Regions from separate parts of the Homo sapiens genome. Here all the other regions are linked to region 1. Evidence: chromatin contacts called from ENCODE Hi-C or POLR2A ChIA-PET data. All regions are on one chromosome and are shown on one strand. The core of a region is the stretch at or near the end of the contact, and the rest is flanking DNA. Distances in the headings are between cores, read along the strand shown.

Region 1 (6,488 bases), core at 1,049-3,548:
AACACGGTGAAACCCCATCTCTACTAAAAATACAAAAAAAAATTAGCAGGGTGTGGTGGTGGGTGCCTGTAGTCCCAGCTACTCGGGAGGCTGAGGCAGGAGAATGGCGTGAACCCAGGAGGCGGAGCTTGCAGTGAGCCGAGATTGTGCCACTGCACTCCAGCTTGGGTGACAGAGTGAGACTCCGTCTCAAAAAAAGAAAGAAAGAACGAAAGAAGGAAAGAAAGGAAGGAAGGAAGGAAGGAAGGAAGGAAGGAAGGAAGGAAAGAAAGAAAGAAAAAGAAAGAAAGAAATGATGGCAGTTATTTCTATTATTATTTTAGTATAATTATCACTGAATCAGAAAGAATGTGACCCTGGGGGTGTGTGCACACCATGATTTTGGCCATGACCTTCAGTCAGCAACATTAGTTTCTCTCAGAGGAGGTTCTACTGTGCCCCGGATAAGGGAATTGGAGCTCAGTGACACGTAGAAAACTGACAGCATTGAAGATCTCTAAAGGATACTCAAAACATTCTTGCCAGCCCTGCCTGAGGCTGCATTACTGCCTACCAGGTTTGTTTCTGCTCTCAGGCACTTATTACATTTCTCTGTTTTCATGCCAGCCTTCCTAGCTTACTTTGTGTTCCTTCTGCATTAGTCATCATAACGCCCCAGTTCAGTGACAGATAAGGTGGATAAGTCCCATTTGGTCCCTGCCCCTACAATTGGAAGAAGACAGGAATTAGGAGATGGACTGAAGCAGAGGTTAAGTGTTAAACACAGCAAGCCCACCCCACAGACACACAATTAGGTGACTCTAAAACCAACTTAATTGGTTAGTGACCAGTAGTAGTTTTCATGAAATAGAATAGAAAATATCAATATAAACCCCATACAGTAAGCAGTTTATTTCATTAAAAACTTTTATTGGCCAGGTGCGGAGGCTCATGCCTATAATCCCAGCACTTTGGGATGCTGAGGCGGGTGGATCACGAGGTCAGGAGATCGAGACCATCCTGGCTAACACAGTGAAACCCTGTCTCCACTAAAAATACAAAAACAAAATTAGCTGGGTGTGGTGGTGGGCGCCTGTAGTCCCAGCTACACGGGAGGCTGAGGCAGGAGAATGGCCTGAATCCGGGAGGCGGAGCTTGCAGTGAGCCAAGATCTCACCACGGCACTACAGCCTGGGTGAAAGAGTGAGACTCCATCTCAAAAAGAAAAAAACTTTTCAGTTGTGTGTGTCTGTATGAATATTTGTTTGTGTTGGTGGGTGGATGTGTGTGCATTTTGCAATATAAAATATATTTCTTTTGTTCTCATGTGGACTCGAAGGTCTCTAAGGTCTCTTTTAACTAGAAAAATTTAATAAATCTCCAAACTCTGTAGAACTGGGATTCAAAATGGCAGTAGTTGCCAATGTTCTGGTTTTATGGGGTTGGTCCATATTTTTTTTCCCAATAGAAAATAAATTAGGATTTTCCTTCATCAGTAAATAAAAATGTTAAAAGAATAAAACTAGAATCTACACTCAATCACCCAGGAAGATGAGAGGTCTGCTGGGACTGAGATTACAGAGAGAAATGAACACAGAGATCAGAGCTTGAAGCCAGCTGTGGAGCCCAGGGCCAGTGGCCCGCTTCTGCACACAGCATCCATCCATGGGAACTGAGTCAACTCATAAGGATCTAAAGAGAGCGGGGACATTGCCGGGGAGGAGGAGATGGGGGTTCCTCTCCCAGCATACACACACGCATGGCTCCCACACTCACATAAATGCACATCGAGAAGCCAGAAGATGTTGCAAGATGTGTCTGTGCGTCTCTCAAGCTTCTACAGGCTAATGAAAGCATGTTAGAGACAGAGAACAGGCCTGAGTTTCAAGCCTTCTGAAGTCTGTTTTTCACTCTGTCTCTCTTTGGCACAGAATAAGTCATTTCATTCTCCCCTCTATCCAGACAGTGAGTTAATTTACACTGACAACTATAACCAAGTTGATGAACACACCAAACATTGGTCAGTGCAGATTCTCCCTATTTGAAAACTGAAATAGGAAACTTTTATAGTTAGAAAGTGCTTTGCAAACATAAACTCAGAAAAAGAGGAACTAATCGGAGGATCTTACCTTTCGGTTCTCTAAGCGGTCACAGCCTAATGCTGCCAAATGGCTCCAGATGCTCATGTTGAGGTCCAGGCTCTCTCTCCATCTTCAGTCTCCTCCACTCACCAGGCTCCTATTAACACATTTTCTGCTCTTCAGATAGTGAAATGTGGACAGCTAGGTTTAAGCCACCAGATTCCATCGTGCTACACCGAGACCACAGCCAATCCACTTTGGCCTTCCTCACAAGTCTCCAAATCATGACCATATATGTATAAAACGCCCAGTCTCTTCCTTTGCTGCTAAAGATTGTTAGTCTCCATCATTAAGGAACTTTCTATCTCAGCCTCCAGAGGGGTACCATCACACATAGTTCTGAGGATACCTCACCATGTATGAACACAAAGCCAAGAAGGGGATCTCATCTTCTTTTTATCCTAATTGGTCTTGTGCCATAGGTTGGTACTAAGGCAACTATTTGCTTTTAGTTTAGTTGTTATTCTAGGTTATTTTCCATATAAATAATATATTAATCATTTGAACATGTGCCCTAGGAGAGTTTTGCAACTGGAACAATTCTTGAATCAAAGAAATAAATACTATAAACAAAGCATAGTTTTTCAAGTAGCTTTCCAAGGCTTGTTGCAATTAATCACAGGCTTAAGAATGCTACTCCATTATCATTCTATCAAATGCAAGCCACATGGGCTTTGTGGCCATCATCTCAAATAAATACATCTCACTCTCCTTTGTAAGTCTTCAGTATAGACAAAGGCCTCTGCTTCAGGAATTTTGATTAGCAATATGTTAATCATAATTTCCAAATAAAAAGTCTAGACACCGTTTCAAGATTAAATTTGGTCTGGTCTGATTTTGTGAATTCTTATAAAATGTCTTATCCAATCAAATTTTAGCAATCATTCTGCATTTTGATGTTAAAATAAAATTAAATTAAAATTTTAACGAAAATAATTCTGACCCTCTGAAACAATTTCAAACTTATTTTAAATTCCCCAAGTGCATTCAGTAGCAAGTAGAAATAGTCACCGTTTAGCCACCCCATTACAGTCCATCACCTCAGCATTGCCCCTAATGTGGCAAGATTTTAAAAGTATAATATTCTTCACCTTTACAGCTAAAACAACAGCACATTCACACACATCATTGTATCGAATGTGGGCTAGCATGCACACATGTGTCCCCATTAATGTATCAATTCTTCAGCCTGTGACTCATTTTTTGGTGACACATGTTTTTATTGTATTATTGACCTGAGTCATTCAGTTACTATATATCAAATACTGGACTTCTCTGTTAATTCACTGATTTGTGGAAACAATGGATCAGAATATTTGAAGCTGAGGCTGTCTCAGAAAAAGAGACATATGGTCCACGAAAGAAGCAGGCATGCCTCTGCAGGAGTGAAGGCACAACAGAAGGCATGCCCCGGGCACCAGGTCCCGAGCATCAGGGAAGGCCCAGCGCAGCTGTCAATTAAAGGAGGGAGATTCCAGTGATCCTCGCCACCATCATTACATTTGTTGAGTTCTTCTGCATGCAAGTATCATGCCAAGTATTTTCTGTGCACAATCTCATTCAACGCTCATACAAGCCCTTTGACACAGAAGCATTTACTAACCCTGTAACAGAGATGAGGAAATGGGCTAGGAGAGGCCACTTAGAACTGTTAGAATCTTGACCCAAACCCAAGTCCGTCTGACTCCAGAGACAGTGCTCTGGGTTTTCAACCTGTTCCCAGACAAAACATAATCCCCACTAGACCTTCAGGAAGCTTTGTACCTTCTGAGTGGTGTTCCAGCCGATACCCCGGCATCAGTCTTTACAACACTTTCACCTGTCCCAGAATGAAGCATGTCTTGTGGGTATGAAAACTAGGAAAATATCTGCAAGGGGATGGGCAATCCAGAGGCATCTCTTCATTTTTCTCCCGTAAATAATTCTCATAACTAATGCAATTTAGCCTCCCAGACTCCTCATACTTTCCCTCCAACGTATTCTTTTCTGATTATTTATTATTATCATAATTAACATTTTTAGACATGTCACTGTGCAAAATATGGAGGAAGACAGACTCCCCCACCCTTTTGGCTTATGATCCAAATATTTAGATTATAAACACAATGTTTTTGGCAGGTTAACTCTGTATTAAGAAATAGAGCATTTGCAGGAAATGTCAGATGCTTATTTTACGATCAGTGTAAGGAGTAATTTACCCCACACAAAGATTTGGACTTGGCAAGCAAGCCCCTGTCCACCTACCCACATGTGATGAAGGCAGGAACAGTTTTTCTTCCTCACAACAATTGTCAGGCAATGGACATTTTTAACCCTCAGTAAAAAGCAGTAGCAAGGAGGAGCAGGGTTGGTGGAGCAGGGTTGGAGCAGGGCTGGCCATCATGGCAGTTGGGCAGAGACTAGAAGTAGATAGAAGTCTTTGCTTGCCACTGCTTAGAGTAATGGATAGATCGAGGCCAGTTCTTTTGTGCTCAATGACTTTTAAGAAACACAAGAAAAGTGACATAATTAGTCAACTTATTCCTCTTTCAAAATGTGCATAATAAGGCTGGCAGTACAGCAAAGAGATCAACAGTTCACTCCAGCACACTTGCTTCAAAACTTTCTGCCCATGTGGCATTTCTCCTTCAGAGGCATGGTCTAAAGGCCTAGACATTTAATGTTTCCCACTTAAGAAATTGTGCCAATTTCATGTGACATGATATGGAAGATTGTAAGATAGAAGAAAACACTGAACACCTGACAAATTTTTTAGCTAATAGTACTCACCCAGCAGAAATATGGATCTCGTGAAGGTAAAGCAAGTACATCTCTGGGGTGACACTGCATAACAATCAGAAATTTCCACTGGCAGGAGACTATGCACTTTCACAAGCCAGAAAGCTGGAAGGTTTTATTAATTATCTCCAAGCAGGCATGAGTGTGAAGCTGAAATGAACTGTGGAGCAAAGGAGAATTTTCATCCAATTCCTTCATTCTATAGTTAAGTGGGAGAGCATGTGTACTGTTCACAGTCATGCGGTTGGCAAGTAGCAGAGTTGGGACATGAATGCAAACTGTTGTGGTCATTTCATCCAGAGTTCTTACTAAAATGCCATGCTGTTCATGCTTTTTTAACCCATAACACAAAAATATGCAGGAAATGAACATGCAACTCTGGGGCAATTCCCAGATTCGGAGTCATCTGAGCATCCTCCCGACATCGGTGGGTTCAGAGATGAAAACCGCCAAATCCCAAGATGTCTCAACAGAAGGCCTGGCAGGGCTTACATTCTGCCTGCAGGTAAAGCATCCTGGCCGGGATCCAATTCGATTGGTCATTTTGTATCTTACTAGCAGTTAAATATTTTTAGTATCTCCCCTGATTTTTGGGAGAACCTGAAGGTACCAGAGCATCCTGAATTTATACACAGCATCCACTCCAATTGTATGTGTAGGAATCAACATTCCTAGCTTGTTAAGGGCAAATTATTCAGGAAATATGGAGAAAATGTTAACATTACTCTGAAGAAAGAAACAGAGCCACCCCCTTATAGCTGCCTTAATTTTTTTTTTTTTTTGCCATAGCTATACATTCTCGTCACCCAAGCACACGAAATCTGGCAAAGGTAGCCCTTTTAATGTTTGCTTTATGATCTCAAGTAACTATCAAAACCACTATTGGAAACCATTAAAAGGGCATGTTCTTTCCATCCCGTACAGCACGCCATTCTGGCACCTTGTTTACTGCACTAACTGGAGGTATAAAAGAACAGACCACTGGCTTATTCCACACCTGATATAGAATTCCATTATTGTAGACCAGTTATTCAATTGAAAAAAAATCATCTAATCTGCCAGCCTATTGATGAAATCATGAACTCCTGCTGCTCTGTAATAAATATTGCATGTGTCAATTGGATTATAAGAGAGCCTGGAACTTTGCCCCTTGGCATCTGGCATAGCCCATCAGACTTAAGTTTCCCTATCTCACTTTGCTGTAGCAAAACTGTAGTGTTGAAACCTAAGGGCTGAAAGTTTTTAATTAGCCTTTAAGAATACACCCACAATACTGGCAAATGCCTCTCGTAGCAGGGGCCTTTAGAGATGATGTCACATTTTGCGTGGTGAAAAATTGGTCTCTGCTGTGACAGTTAGATAATTTTTTTAATGGATATTACATAAGTTTAGCAATTTATGACTTTTATCATGTCTTAAGCTTTGAACACAAAGATCGCTTTTTCTTATTGCTTGGGGTTTCATTGCTATTTTTTAATAACATGTTATTAGTGATTTTTAGTTGATGAATAAATGTAATGTCTTCTTGGTATAATGTGTGAGTGAGCTGGAAATGACCTGTCCCTTCTGATCAGCCACCATGTGGCCTTG
Region 2 (6,488 bases), core at 1,315-3,814, 240 kb before region 1:
TACTAAGCAGGTAGTATCAAGCGAGTAATACTAGTTACAGTAAAAATAAATGCCCAGCTCTTAGTTTCTTGACACCTTACAAGTTTATTTCTCACCCACCTTGATGGGTGTTCTTAAAGGGGAAGTGGCTGTCATCTAGGTGGTGTTTCAGGGACCCAGGCAACTTTCATTTTGTGGCGCCACCTCTCATGGCCATGGCTCCTGTGCTGGATCCTGCACAGGCAGGAGCAGATAGCATGAAGAGGCCTGCTACTTCTTAGCTACCTGGGCCCAGAAGTGACCTGCACCTCTTCTGCTCTCATTGTGTTGGTAAGAAGCAGCCACACAGATACAAGGGCTGAGAAATACCATCCTAGCTGAGCAACAGTTCCTAGCAACAGCTCTACTCTATGGAAAGGAGGTAGTAATCTTTGGTGGAAAATTAGCTATAAGAGAGAAAGAGAAAGAAAGATGCATGGGATGGGGGAAGGAGGAAAAAGAACAGAAACGAAGAACGGAAGAAAGAAAAAAGAAACTTTAGAGCAAGGCAAAGAGAAAATACATTATGGGGGCTAGAGATGGGGAAAGATTGCTTCAAGGAGCAGGAATCGAGCCTTTTGTTTGCATTTTCTTAATTATATAAAGCCCACTAAAAACATCATAGATTATGAAAAAACAAGTAGAGGAACTCTGCTGACTATCTTAGTGAAATGGCAACACTTCTAACATACATTTTTTTTTTAAATTCCTCTAAATTATTGCCCTTAGAATCTAAGCAGCATAAGTCAAAGGTCATAGCTCCAACAGCTTTCCTTGTCAAAATTATCTTCACAGGAAGCAGTCAATCATGTAAAAGCACAAAGCAATCTGCCAAAGGACTTTCCTTAATGGTTGAAATTCCAAGGATGCAGAAGTCTTAAAATGGTTGTTTCTTCTAGTCAATTGAATCCCAAGTCCCTTCTGTGAGGACAATGTACAACCCTTGGAACAAACAGAAACATTTCAAAGCCTCTCTGGAGACCTTCCAAGTGTTTTTAAATTAATTTTTCTCCTGAAAACATTCAAAGCCCAAACCCCCATATACCTTCAATTATATTCTCTTGGTCATACATGACAGTTGGATTCTGGTCATGAAGTGTTGTTCTGGGGCAGATCCCAGTTCTTCAGGAAAAGGAAGAGAATCAGGGAGATAGGGGTTTTCAACAAGTCTAGACCCCAATTATGGAGGGCCCCAAGAACTGCAGAGTGTCATAGCAAGTTCTCGGGCACTAAAGGGAACTTCTAAAACACAAAGACCATATTTCATTCACCCTTGTATTTCTAGTGCCTAGCACAGTATCTGACACCAAGCAAGCATTCGATAAATATTTGATGAATAAATAAATGAATGGAGCTGGAATTTAGTGATTATGTCTTGGATGCGAAGTGAGTATTTGGCCTCAGCAACAAAGAGCACAAAATAATCTAGAACTGGGGCACAAGATTGGAGCAAGACAAAGAAGACATACTAGATGCTGAATTTCTTTAAATACTTTAAGTTGGAAACCAGTCTAGTCACAGAGTCAAGAGCAAAGATGAGTCACCAAGAACTCAAAAGAATTTAGCTATTTAGGTGGCATGTTGAGTCAGGAAGCCAAGAAAGTTATTATTTATAAATTATTATATAATCTGATTGGAAAAGGTCAATAATAGTAAAAGATCTGGGTTTGTTCTTCATAAGCTTATCTGTTACTCCAAGAAGCAAAACCAGCCTTGAGCAATACTGTAAAATAAACCTCACCTTCTTATCTCCCCTTTTGTCATTATCTTATAGTCAGCAAATGCCCCTCCTCAGGTCCAATGGCTTTAAATTTTAATCACCCCTTACTACCCACATCATCCAGGGACAATACCACTTGCTCTTGCTTCAGATGTTCTCATCATAAGTGTACCCATCTCATGTCTCAATCATCAGGCTTTGCTCCAGCTGGTTGCCTAACTCACTCATCTGCTCATGAATTCAGAAAGGGCATTAGTGATAAATTCAGGTAAAATATAGTCTTGTTTATTAGTGCCTTCTGGAGACAAGGTCTTTGCCCAATGGAGTATCTCTAATCATGAACATTTCTAAGTGAAGTAAGGCCACTGGGGAGGAGATCAGGGGCTGGCTGAACTTTTACTGCCCTTTAAATCACACCAGGGGAGGCAGCTACTCTTTCTGTCAGATCCGGCAGGCTGGCTAGCAAACCCTTTTAAAACAGCAACTGTCCTGGTTAAATTAACGCTGAAAGACCTCTCATGGCAAAACCTCAGCCTGGGGCCAGTCAGAAAGATAACGGTTTCATTAGCTGGTATCTTTTCAAAAGGATGCCTGAGTCATTTCCCTTTAGACCACTCTGACTCCTCTATTTCTGGTTATCTCAAAACACTTCTTATAAATTAATAGTTGAAAGCACACATCAGTGGTCTGTGGTGTCCCTTATATATGCCTTTGAAAAAACATCACCAGATAGCTAAAGAACAAAATTAAACTTTTCCTCCAAGACTGTAACTGTACCCAAACCACACCTGCCCCAGCAGTTACTCACGGCCTAAGGAGGGACATCCTGCTACAACCCGATGATGAGTTTCAGGGTGTTTGTGTTCAAAAAACCCTGCAAAATACCAGGCTGCCAAGTTAATAAAAGGGAAGTGTTGGCAACCATTGTGTAGGCTTATGAATTTTACCCATTTTTCTTTTCCTAGTGTCACTACTGCTGCCTTATATTTTTTTCAGAAATAATAGAATATAAGTGAATTCATATAAATATATATGCATATATATACATATACATATATACACACATTCATACATATGTAAAGTCACTATTCCTAGAAATATTCCCAAAGGAAGCTGCCTTTTAAAATGTTTTTCCTTCAAAATAACAGAGTAGGTTATAGTCTTTGTTGTGAATTATAATCGTCTCACATATTCAGCAGACAGCTCTCTAGAAACTCAACCAAATACATTTTCCCTCTTGAACTGAACAGAAACAATAACAAAAAAGAAAAGACTCTAGCACTGAAGAGGAATGTACTTAGATCAGGTTTATAGACTTTATAGCAGACGATAAATAAGGTCACCCTGGAGCCATAAAGGCCAGAACTAATTGACATATTCAAGGATTCATGAAACCAACAGAATGTCTTTAGCCAACGGAGGACATGAAATTAAACATACAATGGACTGTATGTAGGAAGCAGACCCAGGGAAGCCAGTCAAATGATAGGAAATGGCAGAGGAAAAGTCAAAAGAGAAATCAGGCAAACAGCCACAGCCTTTTATAAGCTCAGACACCTGAGGATACCATTCTGTGACCCAACAGTTTACAAATAATAAAGTGATGGTGCTGAGTCTTAATGAAAAGGTTAGGTCATATCTGATAGACTGTTTAATAAGACAGGAAGATGAGCAATGCATCCTAGATAATTATCCATTAACAATGGTTTTCAGAAAGGTTTGATACATAAAATGTATTTTTAAGAATCTAAACATTGCAAGTACTTTATTCCTGAATGTCAACCAATAGATGAAGTGTGAGTATGTTAGTTAACCATGTTCAAGAACTGAGAACAATAGAGGGAGAAACTGTCAAATGTCTACTCTATTATTTTTTACTCCAGTTTTGTTACTTTCAAGTACTTGGAGTATTTTTAATTTTAAAGGACCTGTTTTAATAACTAATAATTAGATATGCATGTTCTCAAATTAACATATTGAGAGTTGAAGAATAATCCTTCTGAAAAGCTTCTATATATCTATTTCAGTCATTTATCCAAGTATGCCAGGGACACTTCTTCACTTCTTGGTCAGGAGATACAGTGGTGAAAAGGTTTTTTGTCTATCCAAATGGCATCCCAGCCTCAATATGATTTTGCTTTTACTTTTGCTTAGAGTCTAAAAATTCTTTGTTTGTCACTCAAATTATTGTAAATTCTAAATCAACTAAGTTTATATGAAGTGGCAATTGTGCTAAGCAGTTCTAGCCTCAAGAAATATTCAGATCAATACAAACCCATCCATGATCACCTGGACTCAGAATCTAGCCATGAAGAACCAAGTAGACAGTCACTGAAATAAAATAAATGCCATGTTAGAGCTGTAAACACAAGACTTATTATGAGAGCAATGACAAAAGGAGTAAGCATCGTTTAGTGTGTGTGTGTGTGTGTGTGTGTGTGTGTATGTATGTATGCTCACACATATATACATATAGATCCATTAACAATATATGTGTATATATGTATATATATGTATTGTGTGTGCATATATATATGTAGTGTATATTTGTGTGTGCATATATGTATTTCTGGCTGGAAATTAAATACATGGAGAGATAGATAGTTAGGTCCAGAGATAGATATGTTTTGACTCCAGTAACAGATAATACTGATGCTCTACTTCATGAAAATAAAAACATAGCATAGTAATTTGGGATTACAGCATCCACCATTAGACAAATCTAACCTGGAAACATAGTTCTGCCACCTATTAGCTGTGCAATCTTGAAGAAGTTACTTGACCTCTCTCAGCTTCTGTTTTCAACTATTAAGTACAGGTAATAATAGTATCTAATTTAGAGAGTTATTAAATCCTTTCATAGAGGAAAATCAAAAATCATTGATTATTTTCCTTCTGATTGATTAGTAGTATATAAATGCATTTTAAAGTAGTCTATGCTCTCCACACATTCAGAGGATTCTGGTTTTCATTTTAAAATTAGGTATAAAATGTTGTGTTCAAGAGTGCAAACAAGGAAGGGGGTTGGGCACGTCAAGCACACAGGTATACACACCCAAAAGAATAGCAACCAACAGCAAGGCAGAGGTAAGAGCTCCAGCTTTTTTGGAAGCTCTCCTGAAGGCCCAGATATTTTTAGATTATTTTTTAAATGGAAAACAGACATACACACTAAATGGCATAGAACAAACACCCAGAAATATTTTGCTTCGATTTTTCATGGGTTATTTTTACAGATCTGTCTTGCTGTGTGAATTTCATTGTGAATGAAATGAATCCGTGAGCATGCTTCCATGGAAACCTGTTTCTTTGTGATTGGCTGAGCGGTATCCAGGCAATTCAACAATACCTCAGAAAGTACAAGTACTGTTAATATTTAACAGACACAGTAAAACCTACCAACCCCAACCCCATGGCATTTGTTATGCAACTCACCATTAATAAAGAAATGCAGGTCCATCGTAACATTTTCTCACCCTCGAAATATCCTTGCAAAGTTTTTGTTTTTCCCCTTGTTGAAACCTGACATACAGAGAAACAGGAGTGGGGAGTGGAGGAGGGAAGGACAGGACACGAAGGAAAAGGCATAAAACCTTGAAGATGTGATCAGATAAAGCCTTATCATCCTTGTAATTGATATTGCCACCATTTCATTTGTTTTGTTTCTAAATAGAACTCATTTAAAATGAGAAATTTGCCCAAAACGAATGTTTCTGCCATTTTACATTTAATCATGATTAAGAAAGAGAGAATCATGTCACCTAAGACAATTTATATAATCATAAGCATACTAGTGTGACTAACCAAGCAAGATGAGGCAAATGATACATATTAAAAGGCCCAAAGGGGGCAATGTGTATTTACCAATGTCCGTGGTAAATTGAGGGTTTTTTTCATTTTTTTTAAGTGTATATGATTTGAAACTCCCAGTGTGGCTTGAAATAAGAAAAGCAGTGATACAAAGAAAAGTCCCAAGGTGCAACAGAGTTAAATTTCCAAGTAATCATTTTTTCTGCAACCCCTACACTGTCTGGATACTTTAGAACTCCCCCTGTGTATTTAACACTTTGCTTACATTCTCTCGTGAGCAAATCAACCACTTAATAAGAGACAACGGTACTGGAAAGCAGCCAGAGTTTTTAACATTTGCCTATATTAACATTCCACTTAGGATATTCTTATTTGAATATCTTACTGGAGATTATTTGAGTTACTCAACTCCTGATACAGGATACAATTTGAAAGCACGGAGTTGATAAGAAGAAAATTACTATATTTTAAGCTTATATATTAATGACTCTATAGAGACGTCTTTATTTTGTGTATAAATCTAATGAAAATCAGATTATGACATGCTACTAGGCAAAAATCTCTGGACTATTTCTAAAGCTGATATTTACTGAGAGCCCAGAAGATAGTTGTGCATGTACCGTAAATCATTAAATTGATATGAAGTTGAGTGATAAACTGGCTTTAAAAATATATAAACAGTAGTATCTGAGTTGTGATGAACTAATTTAAATTTATAAAAGACTGCAAAATTATATATCAAAATATTAACCATAATTATCTCTAGGGTCTTATAAGTAGATTTTTGTGCTTTCTCTTTTAATGTACACTTTATTCTCTCCACATTTTTCAAGGTATGTGTTATTTAAAACGGAAAATGTATGTGTTTTAAAGATACTCTCAATGATCTTTTCATCTTTCTTTGTAAGGACAATTAAACCTTAAATGTATAAAGAGCCTC
Region 3 (6,488 bases), core at 2,655-5,154, 210 kb before region 1:
ATTCAGGTAATACAATTCTATGTGCTACATTCAAAAACAGAAAGAATAAATTATGCCTTGGAAAAAGGAACACTGGGAAATACCAAGCCAATTAAGATACTGATTACCAGATTTGCTGGCTGAGCACATACTGCATACCCAGAATCGGTATGCCACAAAACACAGAACAGAGAAATTAAGATGGGGAAAGGTCATCTATAAAAGGTGACCAGAGCAAGATGTTTTGAAGGTATGAAGGCTTGAAGGCAAGCACAGGGGCAGGGTCTGACAGGAGGGAGGGTGACGGCCCATGCAGAAGGAAATAGTTACCCCTTGAGCTATGCAAGTTTGAAGAAAACTCCAAAGTATCTGTTCTGTCCTCAGAGTCTTTACAGATATTTCAGATGGGCAAAACCAAACTCAATTCTGTAACAGAAAAGCAAATAATTATAGTAAACACTTATATAGCAATTGTTCTATGTCAGATACATATAAATATAGTAACTTATTTAATGTTTACAATAATCCTATGCAGAAGGGACTTTGTTCTCCCTATTTTACAGATGAAAACAGAGTTTGGTTGCAAAACCAAACTTAATTCTATAACAGAAAAGCAAATACTTCAGATGGGCAAATACAGATATTTCAGATGGGCAAAACCAAACTCAATTCTGTAACAGAAAAGCAAATAATTATAGTAAATACTTATGTACCAATTGTTCTATGTCAGATACACATAAATATATTAACTTATTTAATATTTACAATAATCTTATGCAGAGGGGACTTTGTTCGCCCTATTTTACAAATGAAAAAAACCAGACACAAAGAGGTCAAGTGACTTGCCCAAGGTTACACAGCTAATAAGTGTGCTCTTAGCCATTATATGCTGATTCGTATCCCATATAAGCTACCTGCCACCAGACAAGAGCATACATATTCAGCTTATAGCTGTGCTGTGACCTAAAACAATTAAAATAAACTGTTCGGAGCCACTTTGCTTCTTCGTCTTTGTGCTCTCACTCAACCATTCCACAAATACATTAATATATCGAATGCATACTGTGCACCATGCACTATTATAAGATTTGGGGATACAAAACATTAAATATCCTTGCCTTCCTGAAGCATACATTCTAGTGAGGGACAACAGACAAATAAAATAAATAAGCATCATATGTAGTATATTAGACAGTAATACGTATGGTGGATACAAAGCAGGAAAGAGAGACAGAAATCACAGCTGAAATTTTGAATGTTATATATCCTGAAAGAGCTGAGGGAGAAAACCAACAGGTATTCAGGGAGAAAGCACTCCAGGTAGAGGGAGCAGCAAACATAAATATCCTAGGGCCAGAAAGGGAGAAAATGTCCAAGGGGATTTTGTGGCTAGAATGGATTTATCTTTGGTTAAGTCCCTAGGCCAAGTCTCAAAATGTGTTTTATCCCAAATAAAAGTGAAGTACAAGCAGTCTTCAAATTATGTATACTTCACATACTGCTCTTCTACTACAAGGATTTCCCTTCATATATCATCCTTCCAGAAATAACTCAAAAGCTACTGACTCCTCCCAGATTCTTCCTTAGTCTCTTGCTAAGAGCAGTACATGCCTTTTCCAAATTCCTTATGGTATTCACCACTCCCCACCTTGCTTTTGATTATACTTTATCTTATACATTCATTGAGGACAGAATATGGATTTGGTTCATTATTTAATTCTCTACTGACTTTGGCCTTGCTCGTTGTCAATATTCAATAAATGGTTGTTGAAAAGGTTTGAGTGCGTGATTTCTATTGAATTAAACTCCATATTATACTAATGTTACTAACTTCACATCTCTATTTTATTACAATGAGGAAAGATATTTTAGCCGTACTTTCTCAAATTTTTGGTTGCTTAATACAATTTTTTTGCCAAAATATTTCAACTTATCAATATGTAAAACTTCAAGCTTATATTTTAAGCTTCAATGATCTTAAAGAGTAACACATTTTCCCACACAACCATAAACTAAAAGAGAAAGATTCATTTCTATGACTTTGCTGTAAATAAAAATGGCAGATTGCAAAATATCTTTGCTTATGTAATCAAAACATAATAAAGAATAACATATTTAAATATGTCAAGTAGAGAGAATATTTTTAAATGAAGCTGAATTTCCATTTTTTCCCAATCTGGCAACGACCAGTGGCTTCTCTCCTATGATTTCCTGACTGAAAAATTTATTAGATAGAATGTGTTCCTGTAAGGAATACTAAAAAATCTGACATGGGCTTGTGAGGATAGTATAGCTAATGATTCACTACCACACTGCTTTCAAAAATCAAGAAGTACAAAGATAAGGTAAGACAGAGTAGGACAGAATTTAAAATAATTTCCCCAAAAATTCTCCTTATTCCTCTGATATAGAATGAAGTCAATAATGTCACAGAACTGATTTGAAACTAACCAGGCATCTATTTCAGCTTCATGGTTATTAATGGTTTTAAGAGTAGAAAATAAATGCGAAAATCAATGATAGAAACATTTTGGGGAAACAAATTCCTGGTTTGGAATTGTTTCCTCCTTCTGTGTCTACCTCCGTGGAGTGACTTTAGGTGGTATGACCTGGCTGGGGTGTGCAGGCCTCTATGCAGAACACTCACTTGGGGAAGCTGGCCCTTGGCCCAAGGAAAGCTGTTCAAAGATCCTGACTGAGGCTCCAATTGATCAATAGATGAACACTGCTGATGCTGAGGACTGGATAACCCAGGACACTTCTGCTCAAGGACCTATAGATTAACCAAGACTTCATGTCTTATTGCAGAGGGGATAAGAGGGGAAGGCAGATGCAATGTTCTGGCTATCAGACACTAGAAACTGCTCAGCCCCTAATAAACACAACTCAATACTCTCTGTGCCATCTTGGGTTTCAAAATATGAGTCTCTTGGAATATAGAAGCTATTTTCCCTTTTTCCCCTCTCCTTTTCCTAATCCAGAATAGCATCACCTCCTCAATTGTCTTGAATATAATTTTTTCCCAAAACTAAACCTGGCTGTCATTCATACCGTCTTCAGTCATTCATACCGTCTTCAATCATTCATACAATAAATATTTCCAGAGCACCCACCGTGTGACTGGGCTTGCAAGACAGGATGCTGAAAAGACAGGTGTGGTTCTTGTGTTCCTTAGGGACAGAGGAAAGGATGAGTGCCCTGAAGTGCAGTGAACAATGACCCACAGCCCGCTTCTCAATACACGATGGCTTATTGAAGAATGTGTCACACAATGAAAGACACTGGTAAACACTGAACCTCACAAAGTGAGGTTCTAGGGAGAGGCAAGAATTATATCAGAACCACAGAAGGAGATTTTCCAAGCTCCACAAGCCCAACAATAGTTTTCACCCCTCCCACCTAACGGCCTCCCACTCCCACTCCAATTCCAATGTTAACCTTACCACCTCCTCTCCTGCCCAATATAATGGAAACATTTGTATTTTTCCTTCTTAGCCATTTTTTTTTCTCTGCAGTCTATAGAGGGGTACATGAGGCTGATGGTGGGGAAAATAGAGTACACTTTGGGCTTTGCATTTCCACAACTGATTCATGACATTAGCAGAGGCAGGCACTTGAGAACAAGAAAAAACAAAACTATTGGAGATTCTGAAGATTTGGCTTTGAATTACAAAAGATAAATTCTGGAAAATTCAGAACAAAGCATTCATGGAGTGGGAAACATTTCAGAGGAAACTAGCTGTGCAAAGAGCAGCTTTCCTACCACTTGGAGAAGAAATAATAATTGTAAGAGCTTGCATGCTGTGAGGACCTGAGAAGTGGCTTGGCACACTGACAATGCCATCTCTCATAGGACCTTGGTAGCATCCACACCAGAAGTCACAGGTGAGAACTGGGGATTTCAGAGAAAAAGAGCCCATTTCCTGGCTTTCCACAATGCGGTTCAGATACTGCGCAGCTCACAGCAAAGCCCTGAGTTTGACACGATGCCAAGCTGTAGGTCAAAGGGCCGAAGGAGGAATATAGGTGCAGTTCCCAAAGCTGTGATTTCTGCAGGGTGGTAAGTGGAAAAGAGCCAAGAGTACCTAAGAAGGCACACAATCCCAATGCGCATACAAAAAAAGTCACAGAAGTGGTTGAGAAAAGGGGTTACCACTCACAGTTCCAGGTCAGAGGATACAGGGTGCATAAACCTTCCATGGAGGGAAGACCAAAGACCAAATGGAAGGAGACCCCCCCCACACACCCTCTGTGAGAACCACAGAGATCAGAGACAAACAGGAAAATCAGATTTTCTTTCCTTATGCCACACCAACCTGCCAGGAACTCCGGGGAAGCAGAAGAAGCAAAGAAAATTCTGATTAGACTGAATTTTAGACCAAATTTAGATTTTAGTTTCGATTTAAACTAGAAGTGAATGTTGTCAAAGTGATAACATTAAGTTTTCCATTAAAAGCAGAAATAGGAACTAGAGAGCGTTAAATTCATTTATAGAGATAGAAAGTTTCAGCTTTGCACATTCAAGCCTGTGGACTATTATTATTTATAAAACTCATACCTTTTTTATTGGCACAGAAGAACAGATACTCCCCAAGCAAATTTATTGACAGAGAATTGCAGGAGACCAAATTCTAAGAGACACACCATAAATCCAAATTATCTTCTTTCTCAACACTTCTTTGAAAAGATCATGGTAAACTTTAATACAAAGATAGTAATGGGTGACCAATTCAAACATTTCATAAACCACACTGATTAATTAGTTCAGTTGAAGTGTATTGGAGGGTTTTTCTCATTGTAAATTTTTGTTACAAATAAATAATCCTTAGCAATTAATGTTATAAGCTAAGTAATAGTTTCCAAGCTAAACAATGCAGATGTCTTCAACCAACCTTCCACCACAGAGCTTCCTGTCCCTCTCCAGGCTGTGTGTGTCTCTCCAACACTGCAGTCGGCCAGCATGCTGAGATACAATACCGGAAATCCACATGCAGGCTCCCATCAAGTTGGGCAAGCCAGACAAGAAAGACACTTAAAACCCTCTTTGATATAAATAATAGCTTTTATTAACTCGGCCAAGGAACCTAACCTTTTTTGCAAGTCATGTTGCCCTGGGCACTCAAGTGGAACTTACTCCCAACTAGACTCACCAACTATTTGATCCAAATCTTCTTCCCCACTCCTACCCCAACCTATCATTGTGCTGTTTCATTATGATTATCCACTTAAAATTTGTCTGGTTAGATATAACTCATTATTTCAATTTGTCAAGAGCACTTTGTCAGCTAATCTTCATCTAAATATTCACTTCTCCCAACTTGAGTCCATTTGAAAATTTCATCAGCATGCCATTAATATCCACCTCTGAAACACTGTTGAAAATAGTGACATGTGGTCGGTTAAGACAGAGACCACTCTCAAGTATGCAGTTGACCTCATACTCATGCCTCCTTTGGGTTCTGTTTTCAACCAGTTATGAATTTCACTCACAGTACTGGGAAGTACCAACCTGCATCCCTTCTTACTGTTCTCAAAAAGACACCATGAGTGACTTTGTCAGATTCCAGCCAAAGTTGCAATGTGCTATACTTCTGTCATTCCTTAAATCTCCTGATCTACCAACTCTATGCTATTCTTTCATATATAGTTTTAGCTCAAGGATAAAAGGCATTGACTATTACTCTAAGAAGAAAACAAGGACTGTTGGGTGGAATTCCCAGGCTCTTCTTCAGACCAGCCTTGGGAACTATGAACTGTCCAGAGAGAAGACACAGCCTATACACCGAGGTTAACCAGAAAATAACACTTTTGGAAAACTAGAATAAATCCATATGTTAACAGGAAAAGTGCAATGGGAGAGAGTGAAGAAATCTGAGAGTAGAGAGAGATAAGAGGGGCCAGACCTTGTAAGTCATGTTAGGGAATATGGACTTTATCCTGAGGACAATGGGGAATCATTGACTGATATTAAAACAAGAGAGTGACATGATCAGATTTACATTTTACAAAGATGACAGAAAAAGACTTTTCTGGAAACTCCTGCTTTGACAAGGAAGTGGGAATAGGTGACCTCTAAGGTCCCGTACAACGCAAAGTCTTTGGTTCTATTGCTTAGCTAATCAGGAAACTCAAATGAAGGTTATCTTAGTCTAGGAAGATTTGCACTTTTCCTTTCCTCATAACATTGTCTGGATCCATCATTCCCATTGTGTGTGTGTGTACGTGTGTGTGTGTGTTTGTGGGGCTTGGTGTAGCTAACCTCACAATATCCTAGCATCCTTGTCTGGATCCATCATTCCCATTGTGTGTGTGTGTACGTGTGTGTGTGTGTTTGCGGGGCTTGGTGTAGCTAACCTCACAATATCCTAGCATCCTTGTCTGGATCCATCATTCCCATTGTGTGTGTGTGTACGTGTGTGTGTGTGTTTGCGGGGCTTGGTGTAGCTAACCTCACAATATCCTAGCATCCTTGTCTGGATCCATCACTCCCATTGTGTGTGTGTGTACGT
Region 4 (6,488 bases), core at 2,246-4,745, 190 kb after region 1:
CTCCAACTCCTGACCCCAGGTGATCGGCCTGCCTCGGCTTCCCAAAGTGCTGGGATTACAGGCGTGAGCCACAGCGCCCGCTGGAAAAAAAATTTTTTTAGCCAACAGAAATGCTGGTGAAATTTCAAGATCCTCAGGAAAACCAGAAAATTCTAGACACAGTCTACAAAGGAACAAGGATTTGACTGGAATCAGATTTTACATTGACAACATTGATTATCAGAAGATAAGCAATGTCTTCAGTATTTTGAGACCAAAAAAACACGATTTGAAGTCTAATTTTTTTTCTTTTCTTTTTTATTTTTAGAGATCGTCTTGCTGCTTTGCCCAGACTGGCCTCAAACTTCTGGGCTCAAGCGATCCCCTTACTCAGCCTACCGAGTAGCTGCGACTACAGGCATTCTCCACTGTACCTGACTGAAGTCTAAAATTTTGAATCAAGTCTAAGCAGCATTTACTTATGATGGCAGAATAAAGATATTTTCAGACATAGAAAATCTTTCCATCTCCACTTGGTTTACTGCCACCTGATCTCTCTGCTTCTGGTCTTGTCTCAGTGCATACTTTCTCCACTTTGCAGCTGGATGATCTTTTTGTCAGGCAAATTGCATCATTAACTCCTCAAGGAATTTATTTTCCACACTCAGCTCCAGTCAATCTTTTTTCCCACCAGCTACTTCTAGTTACACGTGAGCCCTTCCTCCTCCACCCTTTCTCTCAGGGTTATGGTCTCTGAGTCCCTAGAATGTACCATAGTCCATTCTGATTCCCTCTGCAAAAGATTCTCTTCTAGCTCATTCTTCATCTTCCTTCAGGTCTTAGTCTTGACGTTATTTTCACAGAAAAGTATTCCACGGACCCCCACTCCCATTCCCATCGCTCCATCAGATTAGGTTTGACTCCTTTGTTAGTGACCCTAATAGCACCTGTGCTTTTACTTATAATTAAAGTAATTGTATTATACAGCTATGATTTATATTATTTGTTTAATGTCTTTTTTCTTAATAGGCAGTAAGCTCTATAAATGTAGCCTCATTTAACCTCAGCTCTGTGGGTGAGAATGCTGTCTGTCTGTTCCCAATATCTAATTTCTTTTTCTATTTTTTCGTGTGTGTGTGTGTGTGTGTGTGTGTGTGTTTGACAAGTGCTCACTCTGTCACCTAGGCTGGAGTGCAATAGCACAATCATAGCTCCATGTGGCCTCAAGCTCCTGGGCTGAAACAATCCTCCAGCATCAGCCTCCTGAGCAGCTAGGACTACCGGCATGAGCCACCATGTTCAGCAAATTTCAAATTTTTTAAATAGAGGTGAGGTCTCCCTATGTTGCCCAGGACGGGCTTGAACTCCTGGGCTCAAGGGATCTTCCTGCCTTGTCCTCCCAAAGTGCTGGGATTATGGACGTGAGCCACTGTGCCCAGCCCAGCCTCAGCATCCGTTTTCCACTTCTCCAGTAACAGACTAGATTTTCCAGTCTCTCTTGGTTATGTGACTAAATACTGGCTAATGAGGTGTGAGCAGAAGCAACACGGACAACCTGTGGGTTGTGCTATTAAAGGAAGCAGGTTTGATCTTTACTTCTCCAATTTTCCTTCCTGCTGGCTAGTTAACCATTATAAACCTTACTAAAGTAGGCCGGGCACGGTGGCTCATGCCTGTAATCCCAGCACTTCGGGAGGCCGGGGCGGGTAGATTACCCAAGCTCAGGACTTTGAGATCAGCCTGACCAACATGGCAAAACCCCGTTTCTACTAAAAATACAAAAATCAGCCAGGTGTGGTGGCACGCGCCTGTAATCTCAGCTACTCGGGAGGCTGAGGCAGGAGAATCGCTTGAACCCAGGAGGTTGCAGTGAGCCGAGATCGTGCCACTGCACTCCAGCCTGGGTGACAGAGCAAGACTCTGCCAAAACAAACAAACAAACAAACAAACAAAAACTTACTAAGGTCAATGCCTTAAGGATGGATAATCAATAAGGCAGGAACAAGTATCTCTGACCGAAGGGCCACCTCATACCCATCCTAGAATAATATTCTTGAACTATTACATGAGTTTCAAAAAGAAAATATTCCAGATTATATGGCCAGAGCCCAGCCTCCCTCCCAAAAAATAGTACCCTTATCCCCAAAGAAAGAACTCTAGAATCATCTCTCATTTCACTGATGGTTCTTTATATGCTTTTTCCTTTCACTCATGGGTACTATAAATATTTATTATAGTCAATGATCTATTTATATAACCTTTCAATTTTTTATTATCCAGTTATCTGGATGCCCTCTATAAGACCTGCTGCTTCCATGTTATCAATCTTAAATTATAATGGGAAAAGAAGATATACCCGCAAAATGCCTTCTTACACTTGGAGTCCTAAAGGTGTCTTTTCCAAGGAAAGATGGGCCATCCATGCTGAAACAAGCAAAATACAAGTCAGTATGGAAAATTTCTTATTGTATCTTGAGTTTCAAGGGGGATTGGTAAGGACAACTTCACACATACTTTCAGTGGCCAGTTGCATAAATGTAAGTATGTACGGACCATTGCACTGGCCTCTTAACTCATCTACCTGTTTCCACTATGTACCCCTGAAATCTGAATGCCAGAAAGATCTTTCTAAAATGCAAAGGATCACGTCGCTTAAATTCTTCTTCTTTTTTGTGGGGGGGGTGGGGGGGGGGCGTGTGGGGCGGGCAGGGACGGAGTTTCGCTCTTGCTGCCCAGGCTGGAGTGCAATGGTGCCATCTTGGCTCACCACAACCTTCGCCTCCTGGGTTCAAGCAATTCTCCTGCCTCAGCCTCCCGAGTAGCTGAGATTACAGGCTCCCGCCACCACGCCCAGCTGATTTTTGTATTTTTGGTGGAGACGGGATTTTGCCATGTTGGCCAGGCTGGTCTTGAACTTCCGACCTCAGGTGATCAGCTCGCCTTGGCCTCCCAAAGTGCTGGGATTATAGGTGTGAGCCACTGTGCCTGGCCTTTTTTTTTTTTTTTTTGAGACAGAATCTCGCTCTGTTGCCCAGGCTGGAGTTCAGTGGCGCGATCTTGGCTCACCACAATCTCCGCCTCCCGGGTTCAAGCGATTCTTTTGCCTCAGCCTCCCGAGTAGCTGGGACTACAGGCACGCGCCACCACACCAAGCTAATTTTTTTTTTTTTTGAGACAGAGTCTCGCTCTGTTGCCCAGGCTGGAGTGCAGTGGCACGATCTCCGCTCACTGCAAGCTCCGCCTCCCGGGTTCACGCCATTCTCCTGCCTCAGCCTCCCAAGTAGCTGGGACTATAGGCGCCCATCACCACGCCCGGCTAATTTTTTTGTATTTTTAGTAGAGACGGGGTTTCACCGTGTTAGCCAGGATGGTCTCGATATCCTGACCTCGTGATCTGCCCGCCTCGGCCTCACAAAGTGCTAGGATTACAGGCGTAAGCCACCGCGCATGGCTAATTTTTGTATTTTAAGTAGAGACGGGGTTTCGCTATGTATTTTAAGTAGAGACGGGGTTTCGCTATGTTGGCCAGCTGGTCTCCAACTCCTGACCTCGTGATCTGCCCGCCTGGGCCTCCCAAAGTGCTGGGATTACAGGCGTGAGCCACTGCGCCTGGCCCCTCCCACTTAAAATCTTTCATTGGATTTCCACCGCTCTTGGAAAAACACCAAAGTCCTCACTGTGACCTGAGAACCCCCTTGGGACCCTAATCTTCCTATGCCTCCCTCTCCTGTGCTCACTGACTGCCTCTCACATTTGTCTTTCTTCAATTCCTTCCAAACTACTATCTTCTTCCTTTTGAAGAACCTTTACAAAGGTTATTTCTTTTGCTTGAAATAGTCTTCCCTTCTCATGCCTCCCTCAACTTATTTAACTCCTACTCAAATGTCACATTTTTAGGGAAGTAAGCCTCTTCAGACTTATTTGCATTCCCCATCATGCAAATTTATATGATTACACTTTTTCACAGAACTTTTACAGTCGTAATTTTCTGTGCATTTGTAAGCATATTTGATTCAAGTATGGCCACAAGGCTCATGACAGGATGGACAACGTCTATTTTGCTCACAATTGTCTCTTATGGCTTATGAGGGGATTTAATAAATATTGGTTGAATAAAATGAATAAATGAATGAATGAAATATAATTTGTAAGGTAAGGATAAAAGGCTTGTTCTTAGAGCCTGGAATTCTCTTCATTGTTTAAGTCTGATGACATAACATGAATTGGGAAATGTATTAAGAATTTCCGGAATTTTTTTTTTTTGAGACGGTGTTTCACTCTTGTTGCCCAGGCTGGAGTGCAGTGGCGCGATCTCAGCTCATGGCAACCTCCGCCTCCCGGGTTCAAGCAATTCTCCTGCCTCAGCCTCCCAAGTAGCTGGGATTACAGGTGCCCGACAACACGCCCAGCTATTTTTTTGTATTTTTAGTAGAGATGAAGTTTCACTATGTTGGCCAGGCTGGTCTCAAACTCCTGACCTCAGGCGATCTACAGTCTCGGCCTCCCAAAATGCTAGGATTACAGGCGTGAGCAACCGCGCCCGGCCGATTTCTGGAATTTGATTGTTGAGCCTGAAATGTATGTTTATAAGGCTCCATTTCTCTTTCTTTCTTTCTTCCTTTTTTCCTTTCTTTCTCTCGTTCTCTCCTTCTTTCTTTCTTTCTTTCTTTCTGTCTTTCTTTTTTGACATGGTGTCTTGCTCTGTCGCCCAGGCTGGAGGGCAGTGGCACAATCTCGGCTCACTGCAACCTCTGCCTCTCGGGTTCAAGCCATCCTCCTGCCTCAGCCTCCCAAGTAGCTGGGATTACAGGCATGCACCACTACTCCCAGCTAATTTTTGTATTTTTAGTAGAGACGGGGCTTCACCATATTGCCCAGGCTGGTCTCGAACTCCTGACCTCAAGTAATCTGCCCACCTTGGCCTCCCATAGTGCTGAGATTGCAAGTGTGAGCCAACGTGCCTGGCCATCAGGCTCCATTTCTATTTGTAACTGCCAACTAGAAACAATATGAAAGAGCAGTGGCTCTATAAAAATGTTAGCCAAACCCGTACTTGTGTATATGATATCCCGGAGTGCAAACTCAAGCGTGGCAAAAGAGAGGGAGAGGCTTACATGAGGACAGATAGCATGGTATGGTGGTTACGAGCTCAGTCTTTGGAACCCAACTCTCTGGTTTTGAAACTCTGCCCCATTGTTTATGAGCTATTATTCTTAGGCAGTTTCCTGTTTTCTCTGTGCCTCAGTTTTCCCGACTACAATATGGAGCTAAACGGTGCCTCATAGGCTTATGAGAATTCAACCATTTCACATTAGTAAAATGCTTTGAAGATTTCCTGCAAGAGGACAAGCGCTACATAAGTGTTAAATAAATAATACACACTTCATGGGAGTTGCTGTTCCCGGAGAGGTAAAAATATATTAGTAGTCACAATAGTCAAGTACTGCATATATAAATGCCACTTCAGAGGGTATAGGTCAGGTCTACTCCCTTCTCACCATCCTCAATCCATTGTCTTGGGTTAAGGAATTGTGTCACCAAGACTTTCTTGTTACATACAGATGTTTTCCGGGAGCTATAAACAGGGAGCTATTACCACAGCTTTAGCAAGGTCTAAGTGTAAGGTCTAGGATGATTCATTTCAATATACAGAAGTCAGAAAGAAGTAGTTCATTTAGGGCCAGGCCCGGTGGCTCACGCCTGTAATCCCAGTAATTTGGGAGGCCAAGGCAGGCGGTTCACAAGGTCAGGAGTTCGAGACCAGCCTGGCCAACATGGTGAAACACCATCTCTACTAAAAATACAAAAAAATTAGCCAGGTGTAGTGGCACATGCCTGTGATCCCAGCTACTTGGGAGGCTGAGGCAGGAGAATCGCTTGAACCCAGGAAGCGGAGGTTGTGGTGAGCGGAGATTGTGCCATTGCACTCCAGCCTGGGCGACAAAGCACGACTCTGTCTCAAAAAAAAAATTATAATAATACATAAGAAGTAGTTCATTTAATCTAACAAATATTTACTGAGAATTTCTGAGATTGGCTAGCTGCTTCCCATTTGCCATGTTCTTGCCCTCCTGGGCACACTGCTGGCTTGCATAGCCCATGTGCCTTGAATCTAGGAAGGGACCATAGAGAGCTCTCTCTCCAGTGCGTTGTGAGCAGGGCGATGGGAGGCACTTGTGGGCCATGGCAGTTGACAGGTGTGCTTTCTACATCCACTCTCTTTTGTCCCTTATCTGAGGCTGTGCTGGAGGGCTCTGACTTCCTGGGTATTGCAAAGACTTCGGAAAGAAGGTCTCTTAAGTGACTGCACAGAGCAGAGCTTCCACCTCCCCTAATTCCAATCTGAGGTTTCTCTGTTATCTGAGTTTAAATTGGAGCCTAGGAGTCATTTTAATGGGGCTTCATCACCAAGCAGCTCGATGAGTGGTATTACTACGTATTTAAAACTAGCTTTGGGCTGGACATGGTGGCTTATGCCTGTAATCCCACCACTTTGGGAGGCTAAGGCA

Evidence for each region. Hi-C counts contacts between places; a loop is a spot of excess contacts on that map. ChIA-PET counts read pairs that join two places held with the same protein, here RNA polymerase II (POLR2A). Pooled maps may share reads with other maps.
Region 2: a loop to region 1 is called in a map with no recorded cell type, with 6 times the contacts of the local background. The contact joins the enhancer-like site here to the promoter of LINC00578 in region 1. A Hi-C loop is called at or near these places in 1 of 168 maps with a recorded cell type or tissue (endothelial cell of umbilical vein), 2 of 37 single-sample maps with no recorded cell type and 1 of 50 pooled maps. POLR2A ChIA-PET finds 5 or more read pairs at or near these places in 1 of 52 experiments (RWPE1).
Region 3: a pooled map shows a loop between it and region 1 (2.2-fold over the local background). The contact joins the enhancer-like site here to the promoter of LINC00578 in region 1. A Hi-C loop is called at or near these places in 1 of 50 pooled maps. POLR2A ChIA-PET finds 5 or more read pairs at or near these places in 2 of 52 experiments (CD4-positive, alpha-beta memory T cell and OCI-LY7).
Region 4: a loop to region 1 is called in a map with no recorded cell type, with 6 times the contacts of the local background. The contact joins the enhancer-like site here to the promoter of LINC00578 in region 1. A Hi-C loop is called at or near these places in 10 of 37 single-sample maps with no recorded cell type and 4 of 50 pooled maps. POLR2A ChIA-PET finds 5 or more read pairs at or near these places in 1 of 52 experiments (OCI-LY7).

The regions. Positions count from the first base shown.
Region 1 is chr3:177,437,731-177,444,218 of GRCh38, reverse strand. It overlaps LINC00578 (long intergenic non-protein coding RNA 578), which reads right to left and starts at 2,298. Exons shown (of 4, transcript NR_047568.1): 1 at 2,109-2,298. RefSeq lists an enhancer at 2,271-2,400.
Region 2 is chr3:177,675,692-177,682,179 of GRCh38, reverse strand. All of the region lies in intron 3 of LINC00578 (long intergenic non-protein coding RNA 578), which reads right to left. Among named protein-coding and RNA genes, the nearest start is that of LINC02015, 140 kb to the left of the region's middle. Within about 2 kb of position 2,564, at least 6 of the 41 ENCODE cell types and tissues checked have a DNase peak (open chromatin) inside an H3K27ac peak, as active enhancers do; they include endothelial cell of umbilical vein, where a contact is called at or near this core.
Region 3 is chr3:177,645,452-177,651,939 of GRCh38, reverse strand. All of the region lies in intron 3 of LINC00578 (long intergenic non-protein coding RNA 578), which reads right to left. Among named protein-coding and RNA genes, the nearest start is that of LINC02015, 170 kb to the left of the region's middle. Within about 2 kb of position 3,904, at least 4 of the 41 ENCODE cell types and tissues checked have a DNase peak (open chromatin) inside an H3K27ac peak, as active enhancers do.
Region 4 is chr3:177,244,483-177,250,970 of GRCh38, reverse strand. It overlaps LOC107986053 (a long non-coding RNA gene), which reads right to left. Exons shown (of 3, transcript XR_001740576.2): 3 at 2,338-2,403. Among named protein-coding and RNA genes, the nearest start is that of LINC00501, 47 kb to the left of the region's middle. Within about 2 kb of position 3,495, at least 2 of the 41 ENCODE cell types and tissues checked have a DNase peak (open chromatin) inside an H3K27ac peak, as active enhancers do.